Linked DNA regions of Mus musculus: region 2 is linked to region 1. A link is a loop called in an ENCODE intact Hi-C map of the cell type or tissue named here. Cell type or tissue: heart. All regions are shown on one strand. Each heading gives the region's core, and the rest is flanking DNA. Links, peaks and the distances in the headings are about the cores only.

Region 1 (8,284 bases), core at 1,766-6,765:
TTTTTCCATTTTTTATTAGGTATTTAGCTCATTTAAATTTCCAATGCTATACCAAAAGTCCCCCATACCCACCCACCCCCACTCCCCTACCCACCCACTCCCCCTTTTTGGCCCTGGGGTTCCCCTGTACTGGGGCATATAAAGTTTGCAAGTCCAATGGGCCTCTCTTTGCAGTGATGGCTGACTAGGCCATCTTTTGATACATATGCAGCTAGAGACAAGAGCTCCGGGGTACTGCTTAGTTCATAATGTTGTTCCACCTATAGGGTTGCAGTTCCCTTTAGTTCCTTGGGTGCTTTCTCTAGTTCCTCCATTGGGGGCCCTGTGGTCCATTTATAGAAGACATTAGTTCAGTTCCCAGCACTCACTTTGGGTCTGTAATTCAGCCCCAGGGAATTTGATGCCCCTTTCTGGCCTTTAAGGGCACCTGCATTCAATGTGCACATAACCACACAGAGATACATACATCTACACAGAATCAAAAATAGAACAAACCTTTCAAGAAGCAGCTAAAAGAATGGAGAGATGGCTCAGTGGTTAAGAACACTTGTTCTTTCAGAGGACCTGGGTTCCTTTCCCAGAACCCACCTGTCAGCTCACATCCATCCATAACTCCAGTTCCAGATCTGACCTATATAGGTATCAGACAAGCATATAGTATACATACAGAAATGCAGACCAAAAAAAATAAAAAAAAAACCAAAAACATGCACATAAAGTAGTATAAATAAATCTTTAAAACAAACAAAAAAACAAACAAACAAAACAAACAGTTTCAAAAACACTCCTGGGCCAGATGTCTTTAGTCCTACTACTCAGGCAGATGCAGGAGGAGCTCTATGAGTTTGAGGCCAGCCTGGTGCACATGATGAGTTCCAGGTCAGCTAGGACTACAGAGGACTCTATCTTAAAACAAATCAAGCAGCAACAACAAAAATTTAAAAATAACTAAAATGAAATGAAACATGAAACACAGCTGCTTTTGCCGGTTGGAAACAGAGGCTCACGCAGCTCCTTCGCCTTCTGTTTGCTATGTGCATGGTGATGGACTCAGGACCGTCTGCCTCCACCTCTGAACACTGCGACTATGGGCATTCCAGTCCTTAATCACGGTGACATGTTTCAAGTCAGTAGCCTTATGTGGTTGCTGCCTACCACATCAAACCTGGATGCACAGCTCCCTCTTCCATCCCTGCAGAGCTCCACTGCACAGCATCTGCTCTATCCTGGATAACTGCATTCTTTACCTCCATTCAATACAAGTCTAATCGCTCTCAGGAATTCTGCTGGTCATTGTTTTGGCACTGCTGGAACTGGAGCCAAACACTCTGATTCCAAAATTCTTCGGAAATCAGGTTGCACAGGAGCTTTCAACGATAGATGAAGCCCGTTGGTTTTAGCCCATTTCTAAGTCTGGGTCTCCTGGAAAGAGTAGGATAAAGCCTGGCTCTTCACATACTGTAAGTCCCCGAGGTCTGTGAGGGTGACTCCTCTCCCAAGCTTCCAGCTGTCGGGATTCAGACACTGAATGTCTGATTCATGGTCTTGTAAACACACCTCCTGAAGTTTGGGTATTAGCTTTGGGTCTGATATATTGAAGACCAGGAGAACTACTGTTTTTTTTTCTCCATTTTCTATTAATGTTTTCATTCTGACCTATTACTGAAAACTTTTAGCACAGGAAAATAAGCACCCGTACAATGAGTTTCTTCTATGCGCACACCAAACAATCTTTACCATGGTCAGCCTCATTTCAATCTCCGCTGGGATCAACCTGGAGTAAATTCCAGACATTATGTTAGCTCATTTGTAAAGATTTTTCTGTATCTCTTTTAAAAATAAAGATATGTTGGTGTGGTGGTGCACACCTTTAATCCCAGCACTTGGGAGGCAAAGGCAGTCAGGTCTCTGGATTTCTGGTCTATATAGTGAGTTCCAGGATGGTCAAAGCTATGTATAGAGATCCTGGGTTTTGTGTTTTGTTTTGTTCTAAGCTGGTTCACAGCATCTTCTGTAAGGCTAGCTGTGAGTTTTCAGTGCCAGGCTCCATTACAAGACCAACATCCATGGGGGCTTCACGATGCTGCTGTAGTTTCTCTTCTGGATTGTCTCCATCTTTGGCCCTTATGGGCATGTTTGGCTTAGCCTCATCAATTAGAAGTTCCAGCCTTGTGCACCTCATTAATAATATCTCATTTCAAGTCCCAGAGAAGGGGAGGCCCTGGGCAGGTGTCTTGATATCCATTTCTTGAACCAAGGCAGTAGCAACCCTGCTTTATGCGCTGAGCTGTCAAGTGAAGCAGTTGGCCTCTGTTTAGGAAAACTGAGCCAGAATGGCTGTGCTTATAGAGAGTGGCCATCTGAGGCGGGGAGACGGTTTTCTCTCGGCTCATTCACAAATATTGACTGAGCTCTCAGCTCATGGCAGGTCCGATTCAACCAACCGATAAGTAAACATCTGTCCACGTGAAGCGCACATTCCAGCAGGGAGAGAGACACAGTAAATATACAGGGGGGTTGTTTTGGTTTGTTTTTGGTTTGGTTTTGAGGCAGGGTCTTCCAGAGTATCCATGGCTGGCCTATATAGGCCAAGCTGACCTCAACTCAATGAGATCCACCTGCCTCTTCCTTCCAAGTGCCACCCATGCCCATAGTGTCATTTAGATGTACTGAAAGGAAGGTTCAAGGATCAGGAAAAGCAAAAATCAAACACACAATACCCCCTTCATTTCTGCCCGAGGAGGGAGATCCTAAACACAAGGCGGGAAGCGGGCCTGCTGAGATAAGAAAGAACATTTCTAGATCGACTTCTCACTACAGCTCAATGGTCTATTGTGCTGCCCACACAGAACACACCGACTAACTCAGCAACCACAGCTCAGCACAGAACAACACAGATGTGAGTCTTGGGTGGTGCTAGTACCAGTGCCCAACTCCACAGGGAGCTGCTGGGGTTGGGGCTATTCACTTTCATGATATTTATCAAAGTTTCAACCTTTTAACAAAGTTCATTATCTGCTTCCCAAGCCACAGCAGGTTATAAGCAGGAGGTTCAGAGAGGACCGGAGGGCAAGCCCTTCCTTCAGCTGACACTGTCATCCAGTGAGCCAACCTCCTCCACACCGCAAGCTCAGGTCACCCAGACATCCTTACACTTGTGTTTACTGTCCCACGGTGTATGGGAAGAATGTGGGCATGTCTTAGTGATTTTGATAAAAAACAAAAACCAAAAAAGCCCAATTCCACCTTTGTAATTCAGCACTGTAGATTATGATTAATTTAAGGACAGGTGTTTTGAATTTACCCATCCCCCAAGCCCCTTCCTGAAGCCTAAGATAATGCTACTTGTGTAATAATGCTGGATAATTGGATTTTGAGTAAATAAATAAAAATATAATTGTGGACTAATTAACCTTCTCTAATCCTCCGTGGTCTTGTGCGTGGAAGTAACTTCATCACCTAGGGGACTTTTTCAGAATATTAAGTAACGTGATGTAGATGGTACAATGGGTTACATATCATTTCAACGATGGGTATTTTGATACAAGGAGCTGAACCGCTGGGCAGTGGTGGTGCACACCTTTAATCCCAGCACTTCGGAGGCAGAGACAGGCCGATTTCTGAGTTCAAGGCCAGCCTGGTTTACATAGGGAGCCCTGTCTCGAAAAACCAAAATAATAATAATAATAATAATAATAATAATAATTTCTTGGGCTGGAGAGATAGCTCAAAGGTTAAGAGCACTGGCTGCTCTTCCAGAGGTCCCAAGTTCAATTCCCAGCAACCACATGGTGGCTTACAACCATCTGTCATGGAATCCGATGCCCTTGAGGACAGTGACAGAGTACTCATATAAAACAAATAGATAAATCTAAATTTAAAGAAAAACTTATTCTCTGGAAAAAAAAAAAAAAGGAGCTGAACCAACAAATGTCTTTCCCACAGATGTCCTTTCAAAGGTCAAGGGAACCATTAGGTCCTTGTGTTCATGACTTGAGTCACCACTAGGTGGCAATATTTTCTTTACACAGATAAGCCCTTTTCTTTCTCTATCCCAGTGGTCTCCAAACTGGGGACTCACCACTGTGAAGACAAGGTTTCCAAGAGTCTCAATTACAGAACGCTTTGGGGAAGTCACCTGTGTGTCCTCTTTCCTCATATAACCAAAGGGTGATGTGCCCCTTTTCCATCCCAGATTATCATCATCATCAGTCCTCTTTTAAAGACAGGATCTCACTGTGGCTGCCCTGGCATTCTCTCAATAGACCAGGCTAGCCTCAAACTCAGAGATCTGGCAGCCTCTGCCTGCTGAGTGCTGGGATTAAGGACAGGTACCACCAACCTCATTGTTCAGGCAATAACATCTTCAGAGGTATCAAACACAAGCGTAAAAGCATCTGAGTGACTCCGAGGGGGTCCTGTGCAGCATCGAGAGCTCTGCGCACAGAGACACGTCTCCAGGCCTTATATTTAGCATTTTTCACAACGGAGTTTCTCCACATTAGGCTTCCTTCAGATTGGTGCTTTTCTTGATACTTCCTGTTGTTTTTTTCAGTCTTTATCACTGTGAGCCAAATGACGTCGTTGCTGAAGCTAATCCCCCCCAACAAATTTTTACTATTTACATTTACTATTATGTCTTTGATGTACTTGTGTGATGGAGGGTGCATGTGGATGGGTCACAGGTAGCTTGCAGGAGTCAGTTCTCTCCTTCCACCATGTTGGGTCCAGAGACCAAACTCGGGTACTCTGGCTTAGTGGCAGGTGTCTGCACAGCAAGCCATCACTTTGCAATTCCTTCCTTTATTTTTCACTTTATGTGTGTATGAGGGAGCACTGAGTATGTATGTTTGTGCACCATATGCGTGCAGTGCCCACAGAGGCCAAAGGGAAATAGTGCTTCCAGGAACCACCCCACTAGCCAGTGCTCTAACTGCTGAGCCATCTCTCCAGCCCAAGTTTTACACACATACACTCTCTCCATACACTGTCTCCTTCTTCTCTCTTTCCATACATATATTAATATGTGTATGAGAACATAATTTAAAAAAAAACTATATCTTTACACACATATACATTCAGCCCTCCCCCACATATGCATAACCTTAAATAAAATTTCAAAATATATATGTTGCTGGGTGGTACACACCCTTAATCCCAGTACTCTGGAGCCATATGCAGGTGGATCTATGCTATATGGAAAACAGGACAGCAGGGCTACAAAGAGACTGTGTCTCAAAATAAATAGATTATATATATATATATATATATATATATATATATATATGTAAACTTTTTTAACCCCCAAAATTTAAGAAAGAGAGAGATGATGGCTCAGTAAGTAAAGGCTGGAGATCTGTGACCAGGGAGACAACCAACTTCCAAATGTTATCCTCTGACCTTCACAAAAGTAGTGCTGTGGCAGCCAATAGTTGTAGTAGTAGTAGTAGTAGTAGTAGTAGTAATCTATTAAAAGTTAAATACCAATTTTAAAAATCACTTGACCTTCAGTGTTGTTTGTTAAAAGCAGATGATGACAATCCTGTGTGAAAGATTCCCTCCCCACCCTAGAGAACAACAGCACCCCCACCCTGAAGGAGAGAGTTCTGAACACACACAAGCCTTGGTAAGCTGCCCTGGCCTTCCACCTACCCAGCCCCAGCACCTAACCACAATTTTACAGCTCATTTGTCTTTGGTCCATTCAGTAATTATGTGACCTACAATAAGTGTTTCTTTCAGTCTTCAGGGCTTTTGAGGGGTTGCTGTTTGTTTGTTTTGGGCTTCCATGTCACATAAAATTTGTATTATACTTTTCTCCTGTTAATCTGTGTCATCTCCATTTAATCTTAGACCCAGCAAGGACACTAGAAAGGGCAGAAATGGAATTTTCCACCTTGAAGTCTCTGGCAACAAAGATGGGATCCCGAAGGGCTGAGACACCCCTTGTTCCCTGAACTTTTCCTGAGAGTGGTGGAGAATCATCGGCTCACCTCAGACAGGGCAGCACCAGCAGACCAAAGGGATGATTCCATTCAATTCTAGCTTACTGAGCCCATTTGTTTACCTCACTGTAGTGGGAGTGTCTCCAGCCTTCAGTTACATCACTGAAACCACACCCTGGCATGGACTGCAACATCCCCACAGCTGCCTGGATGGGGTCCCCCTCAGCTAACTTTCCACTCTCTTGTACTCTATCAGCTTCCTAAGTCACATGCTGCTAGGGCAGATCCACAGACATCTGTGAAAGAGACAGAGAGGAGATGACTGGACTCTCAGGTAAACATCTGATGACCGCACCCCTCCTGTGTGGGAACAGATCTGATGTGGGATCTCGGGGCTAATCTCAGCTTCTCTAAGACAGCAATGCTGCTATGCTGGGAGAACAGCCATCCACAATACCTTATTTACTCCACATTTTCAGATGGGCTCCTGGGAAACCGCACAAAACCCAGAAGAGATGGGACAGGACATGGCGGCTCATACCTGTAATCCCAATATTTGGAAGCTTGAGGCAGGAGGATTACTACAAGTTTGGCCACAGCAAAGACTGCAGTGAGAGTCCTGCATCTACAGAGTGAGACTCCACTCATAACAAAACCAAAAAGTCTAACATGGTAGGAATTCTCACAACTATTAGCATTCCCAGATCTCTGTGTGCTTCCCTCCCCATTAAGAAGGTGAGGCGTCATGATGAGTTTCAGCTGCCAACCTGACCCGCTGGGAAGAGGGAACCTCAGTAGAGGAACTGCCTCCATGAGACTGGCCTGTGGACAAGTCTGGGGGCATTTTCTTTGTTGTTAATTAATGTAGGAGGCCATGACATTGTCATTGCTGGGCCAGTGGCCTGGGTCATATAAGAAGAATAGCTGATGAAGAGCCTGAAAGCCAGCCAGTAAGCAGCATTTTTCTGGTTTCTGCTTCAGTCTCCTCTTTGAACTCCTACCTTGATTTCCCTCAGCGATGAATCTCTGTTGCCCATCAGCCAAAGAAACCCTTTCCTTACCTAAGTTGCTTCTGGTCACTTGTATTTTATACAAGGTTTTCTTATCTATTGCTTTCTAATTCTGGATTGTCAGGAGAGATCTGTGTTAGAACTTCCTTGGCCATGTGGCTCTCGGGAGCTTTGTCAGGGTATGAGGACACGGCTCAGGAAATGGTTCCTATCTTTTGTTTCTGCCGTTTGTGTGGCTCCTCAGAAAAAGGAAATAAGAATAAAGTTTTCTTTTTCTTTCTTGGTTTTTTGAGACAGGGTTTTTTCTGTGTAGCCCTGGCTGTCCTGGAACTCACTCTGTAGACCAGGCTAACTTCAAACTCAGAAATCTTCCTGCCTCTGCCGTCCAAATGCTGGGATTAAAGGAGAGCGCACCACTGTCCAGCAAGAATAAAGTTTTCATTTCACCTTGTTTGGGGTCTTTAAAGATGGCGCTGTGGCTGTAAGAACACCTTCTTTGAGCTTTTCAGCTGGCCAGCAGCCAACACAGCTGAGCCTGTCCTTTCTCGGGGAGTTTATCTTCACTGTCCCACTTTCTCTGACCTATTGAAACCATGGGCTTTGCATTCTTGGACTACCTTTGATGATTGCATGTATTCTCCCTACTTTTAGGGACATTTCTTATGTCCAAGACTAAACCATCCAAGTCTTATCAGTGATGAGCCATTAAAAGACTCACTGGGTTTTAGTCACCACTGAGGTTAGCTTTGCCCTTGAAGACTAAGTGCAAGTGCATTTCAAGTTCAGCTCAAAAATACTTTTGATAGCCAGTGGCATACGCCTTTAACCCCAGCACTTGGGAGGCAGAGGCAGGAGGATTTCTGAGTTTGAGGCCGGCCTGGTCTACAGAGTGAGTTCCAGGACAGCCAGGGCTGCCTTGTCTCGAAAAAACAAAACAAAACAAAAAACTTTTGACAAATACAAAAGTTATATTTAGTCTGGTGTGGTCGTTTGAATGAAAGTGGCCTCAGAGGCTCATATATTTGGATACTTGACCTGCTGTTGCTAGAAATGTTTGTTAAGGATTAGAAGGTGTGGCCTTTTGAGGAGGTGTATCACTAGGGATGGACTTTAAGGTTTCTTTTCTTTTTTTTTTTTTTTGGTTTTTCAAGACAGGGTTTCTCTGTGTAGCCCTGGCTATCCTGGAACTCACTTTGTAGACCAGGCTGGCCTCGAACTCAGAAATTCGCCTGCCTCTGCCTCCCGAGTGCTGGGATTAAAGGCGTGTGCCACCACGCCTGGCTGACTTTGAGGTTTCAAAAGCTCATGCCCAAGCCCAGTCTCTCCCTGC
Region 2 (5,000 bases), core at 1-5,000, 140 kb before region 1:
TATAGAACCCATCTTGGAAAGTATTATGTTTACAGAGTTTTGATTTAATCACACCTTAAACTTTATTATGCACATGGGCTTGAGTTAATTATCTCCAGGAAAAGTTTGCTGAATTGTGCTGTACTTAAATATGCCTAAAAAAAAAGAAAGAAAAAAAAAATCTACCTAGTGTCCGATTCCTAAAGTGTGAACCAACACTGACTTCTGAGTCCTGTTGAAATGAACTGCTTTCTTACCTCCTCCAATGTTGCTCTGCTGGCCATGGTTGCAGATGGCTCTGCAATACCAGACATTGTCTTCTCATTAGACTATTTTTAGTTGTGGGTATGCGTTTTGTATTTTAGCTTCATTGAACTACATGCAGTACTCTTCTGAGGAAATGACAAAGGGGAGATTAATATTTCTCACGTTCACTAAAACTTGTCAAATTGTTTGCTTTGGAACATAAAGTTTTAATAAAGGATGCCAGGGTCTCAATCTCTTTCAAGTTGATAAAATCTACAAGATCCTTCTGGGAAATCTGCATCATCAAAGAACTAAAGCCATGGACCCTTTGTAGAGGGTGGAGCCCCTTAGTTAACTTCCTGAAGGCCCTGCCTCCTAGCACCATCACAGGGATTTTATTTTGGATTTAATTGAGGCATCAGCATTCAGATTACCTAAAGAGATTCCAAGTTCTTGGATGGCAGAACTTGCCTTCATTTTCCTTTTTCACAAATGCCAATTTTCTTGTTCAGATTATTATTTTTTCAGTAACTAGGGATCAAACCTTGAAATCAGCCAATGCAAATGCTAAAAACTTGATAGTTAAGAAACTGATGGAGAAAGAGCTTGAGAGTATGTATCCTCTGTGTTCTTTACAGGCTAACAAGAAGCTAAAGCTTTCAGTAGAATAGTATCCGTGTTTGCAAGAACCTCTCCCAGTACTACTAACAAGCAATTCTAACATCTTTGGTGCTTGCTTCTCATCACACTCAAGTATATACTCAAGTATCAACTGGTATATACGTTTGTTCGTTTTCTCTGTGTATCTGTCCTGTGATTCCATGGGCATTCATTTTTGTCAGAATTCATAATTATTCATTTCACTATCTTGTATATTACAATTTTTTTGTTGTTTTTCAAGACAGCCCTGGCTGTCTTGGAACTCACTCTGTAGACCTCCAAGTCAGAAATCCGCTGGCCTCGGCCTCTGCCTCCCAAGTGCTAAGATTAAAGGCATACGCCACCACTGGCTGGCCTGCAAAAGCACTTTAATGGTGCCATTTTCTTTCAGATCTACCTTTTTTTTAAAAGCTGTGTTAATAGATATCTGCAAATTTAGAATACTGTCAGCCGAAACTTTCCTATTCTATGTACACACTGATGTCCTTCATATCCATTATTTACTATTTCATGTTCCTAAAACCATCCCACTTACAGGGCTTCAGTCTGTCAATAGGTCTTGTTTACACCAAGTCCCATCACAGAACTAGTTGCATGTGGCTGGCAGAAAGTCACTATTCTCTCATTCAGATGGCTATGGATCCCTCCCCACATCTAGCTTTTCAGAACCAACCAGTATCCATCATCAGTTCCGTTGGAAAAGGCAAGCTCAACCGTTTTGAAACAGGAGGCAGGGAAGGTAAGGTGATAGGTGCTTCGCAGAGGGGAACAAGGAAGGGGTGGTAACAACTGCGTCAGAAACAGGTTCTGTGGAAGGTGTGCCGCATAACGTGGAAAGTACTGGAACCTTAGGGTGGGGACAGGGGCGCTAGCTGGGGTTCTAAGTAAAGTGTTATGCTGCAGGTGGCTGAGAGTTCACTGAAAAAGCATCCAAAGTGGCCAAAAACCTGAGGCCGATCAGGAGGTTGGCAGGGCTGAGCTGGGAGGGTGTGGTCCTTGTAGGCTCTCGCCCCCTCTAATCTGCCGCTAAGCTAGCTGCAGAACCGCTAGACAAGCTACCACATCTCACTCACTGGTCTGAGTGACAGACACTTCCTATGTCTAGTGTCTTACTGGTCAGTCGAGAAAAAAGAGGGTGGGACAAATAAGTATTCTCCTTCTGATTGGTCAACCCGCTGGTTCTTGTCAATTAGAGATGAACTGGGTTCTCCGCCATGTTGAATAGCGCGCTGCAAAGCCTGTTCTTTTCTTGGGATGGTCACCCAACACCCGGTCCTTCCTGTCCCTCTGTGCCCTAATATGTTGATCCAGCTAGTTAAAACGCGCTTTCTGCTTTAAGTCCGTATACCGCGAGAAGTTCTCGTTTAGGTAGTTAGACAGAAATAAAGCTAGAAACCAGAGAAAAGCTCAGTCCCTTGCCGGAGACCTGGGTGTCATTCAAGTGAATCAGTAATTGTTCCGGCGCTGGTGAGACTCCCATTGAGCAATTAGCTTGAAGATTGCGTTTTACTTTAGCTTGCTGTGGTAGTCGTTTGTGTAGCTTCAGACAGTTATGCTTCTAGAAACCGCAGGCTTGTATCAGAAACCATCATTAGACACTAGCTGGACTCGGGGTTCGCATTTGTGACAGTGAAAAAGGACGTTGCGTGCGTTATGGTCCGTCGCCACCTCCTGTAGCGTCCCTAGTAACCGAGCCCCTAGTAACCGCTCGCCCCAAGCCAGGATCTGTGAGCTAGGTGGCAGCGCCTGCACGCCGCCCTGGGCGGGCGCGGGCGCTTGGGCTTGGAGGCGGGGCGATGGCTTCGCCGCACCAGGAGGCCAGACTGGCGGCAGCCAGCCTTCTCCTGTCTGCAAATCCCATCACCGGAGCAAGGGTCGCCCAGTACGAAAGCGAAGACTCCTTAGAGTCCTTGGTAGCAGCGGGGTTGGCGGCGGCCATGGAGGAGGAGGAACAGAAGAAAGTGTGGCAGATGCGGGCGTCGGTAATGTGAGAGCCCGGAGGGGTCTGAGGGCTGTCCGATCGTCTCGGGCAGGACGGGTGGAAATGCGGTGTCCTCTGTAGACCCTCCCTGCTCTCTGCCCCAACTAAAGGTTGCTGCAAAACTTTATTGGAGAGTGGTTTTTTTATAGCTATTTCTAGAGTATGCAAAGAACAGAACTCTACTTCCTATTTATTCTCCAGTATATCTTGGGAATAAATAATTTTTTAGTTCTGATTTTTACATTTATTTTTGCCCCCCCCCCCCCCGAAGACAACTGATGTGCCCATAGTTTTCATAAAAGATCAACTTTCAGATGATAAGTTGTACTGACAAGTGTGTTTTATCAGTTTTTGTTAGGAGTGGATTTTAGCAGTCCATTAGCAAACCGTGTTTGAAGTTCAGTGGACAGATGCTCCAGATGTAGAGAAGCATCCAGATAAACAAACCGCCGAAATCCCAGTTCCCTAAAGGGATGATATGGGTGCAGTGAGATCTTTTCACAAAACATTTTCAGTATTATGTCCTGGATGTGTTATATGTTTCTAGCAGAAGGATATATATGGAGGAGGAGATTATACACACACACACATAATCTCTACCTCTGGAAAAGCAACCAGTACTTATAACCACTAAGCCATCTCTCCAGCAATGCTTTTATTCTTTAAAAATTTCATACAGTATATTTTGAATGTAACCACCCCCTCTCCTTCATCTGTTCTATTCATTTTGTGTGTTTGTTTTTAGATTTATGTGTATGAATGTGTGCCTTGGGAGTTACTGAGAGTTGTGAGCTACCATATGGATGCTGGGAATCAAGCCCAGGTCCCCTGCAAGAGCAGCAAGTGCTCTTAACAGTTAAAACATCTTAGCATCCTTTTAAATTTTTGTTTGTTTTCTGAGACATAGCCTGGCTGTTCTGGAACTCACTCTGTGTAGTCCAGGCTGGCCTCAAACACACAGAGCTCTGCCTACCTCTGCTTCCTGAGTTTAAAGGTGTGTAATAAAAACGCCCAGCTTTTATTCACTTTAAAAGCCGGGAACCTTGGACTTAAACCAGCACTCTGCTGGGATAAAGCACCAGGACGGGCACTCGCTCCCTCGACACCCTGTTCCTTAGCAGTGCTGGGGTGGGCCGAAGGGTTTGTGCTTGCTAGGCAAGTGGTGTACCAACAGCTACATCCTCGGCTTTTTTGTTTTATTTTAGACAGTGACTCCTTTGGTCCAGGATTGCCTCAAATTTGCTATTTGTGGCTAAGGATGACCTTAAACTCCTGATCCTCCTGCCTCCACCTTCCAAGTAATGGGATTAAGCGTATGGGGCCCCAGGCCTGGCCTGTAGCAAATGTTTCAAGGTTATGTAGAGTGAAGCAGAGCCTAACCAGCTATGAGGTTCAGAACCCTAGGACTGGTTTATACCTGATAATCATTCAACACAGCCTGTCATAGGTTACAGAAGGTGAAATGCCAGGGAAGGCAAGAGCTTGGACCCGGGTCAGAAGCCGTTTTCTTCTATGTGCTGGGTGATCTTAGGCCGTGATTTCTGTTTCTTTGTCTATAAAAGGACTATAATTGTCTCCGTTTTCCACCTTATTCAGTTGTTATTAAGAACCAAAGGAGAGAATGGGTGTCATTTCTAGAGTAATTTACATAAATTAGTAGTAATTGTAACAACTGCCAGCTTGAACAATTCACTTGGAAATTGATTTATACTTTGGCTTACTACGGCAGAAAGGTCTGTCCTTTGTATAGTTGTACTTATGTTCCAGAGTGCCCTGCTAACTGAAGATTTTTGTTATAAACTGAGTTTGGGTTTCCAACACCCAAATACAAACCCAGTGTGTTGGCTTTTGTCTATAATCCCAGTGCTGGAGAGAGAAGAAACAGGCAGATTCCTGGAATTTGCTGAAAGCCCTACCTCAAAAAATAAAGTGGACAGTGGCTAGGGAATTCAGCTAAGATTGGATGTTAGCCTGGAACCCCTGCTTATCCCCTGCACAAGCTGGGGAACTACATCTGCCCTCCTGCCAACCCCACCCACCTAAAGAAATCTCCACTGTCTGCTTGGAGAATACTCAAGCTAACATGTCAGCGCTCCTTGTCTCTGAGTTTCAGACAGCCTGCCCAAGAGTGCCC

Evidence for each region. Peaks named below come from ENCODE experiments on the same cell type or tissue, not always from the same donor. Only the 100,000 strongest peaks of a DNase experiment are listed, where the experiment ranks them.
Region 2: it touches region 1 in a loop (2.1-fold over the local background); 9 of 42 quality-filtered maps call a loop at or near these places.

The regions. Positions count from the first base shown.
Region 1 is chr11:23,145,960-23,154,243 of GRCm38, forward strand. 1700061J23Rik (RIKEN cDNA 1700061J23 gene) reads left to right here and starts at 6,181. Exons shown (of 3, transcript NR_131065.1): 1 at 6,181-6,278. In heart, for the core only: a CTCF peak has its summit at 3,995 (motif pointing right); no DNase peak of the experiment used is centred there.
Region 2 is chr11:23,005,760-23,010,759 of GRCm38, forward strand. Fam161a (family with sequence similarity 161, member A) reads left to right here and starts at 2,588. Exons shown (of 5, transcript NM_001363283.1): 1 at 2,588-2,867. In heart, for the core only: a CTCF peak has its summit at 2,628; DNase peaks (open chromatin) are centred at 2,022 and 2,642; H3K4me3 peaks cover 2,007 bases; H3K27ac peaks cover 1,831 bases.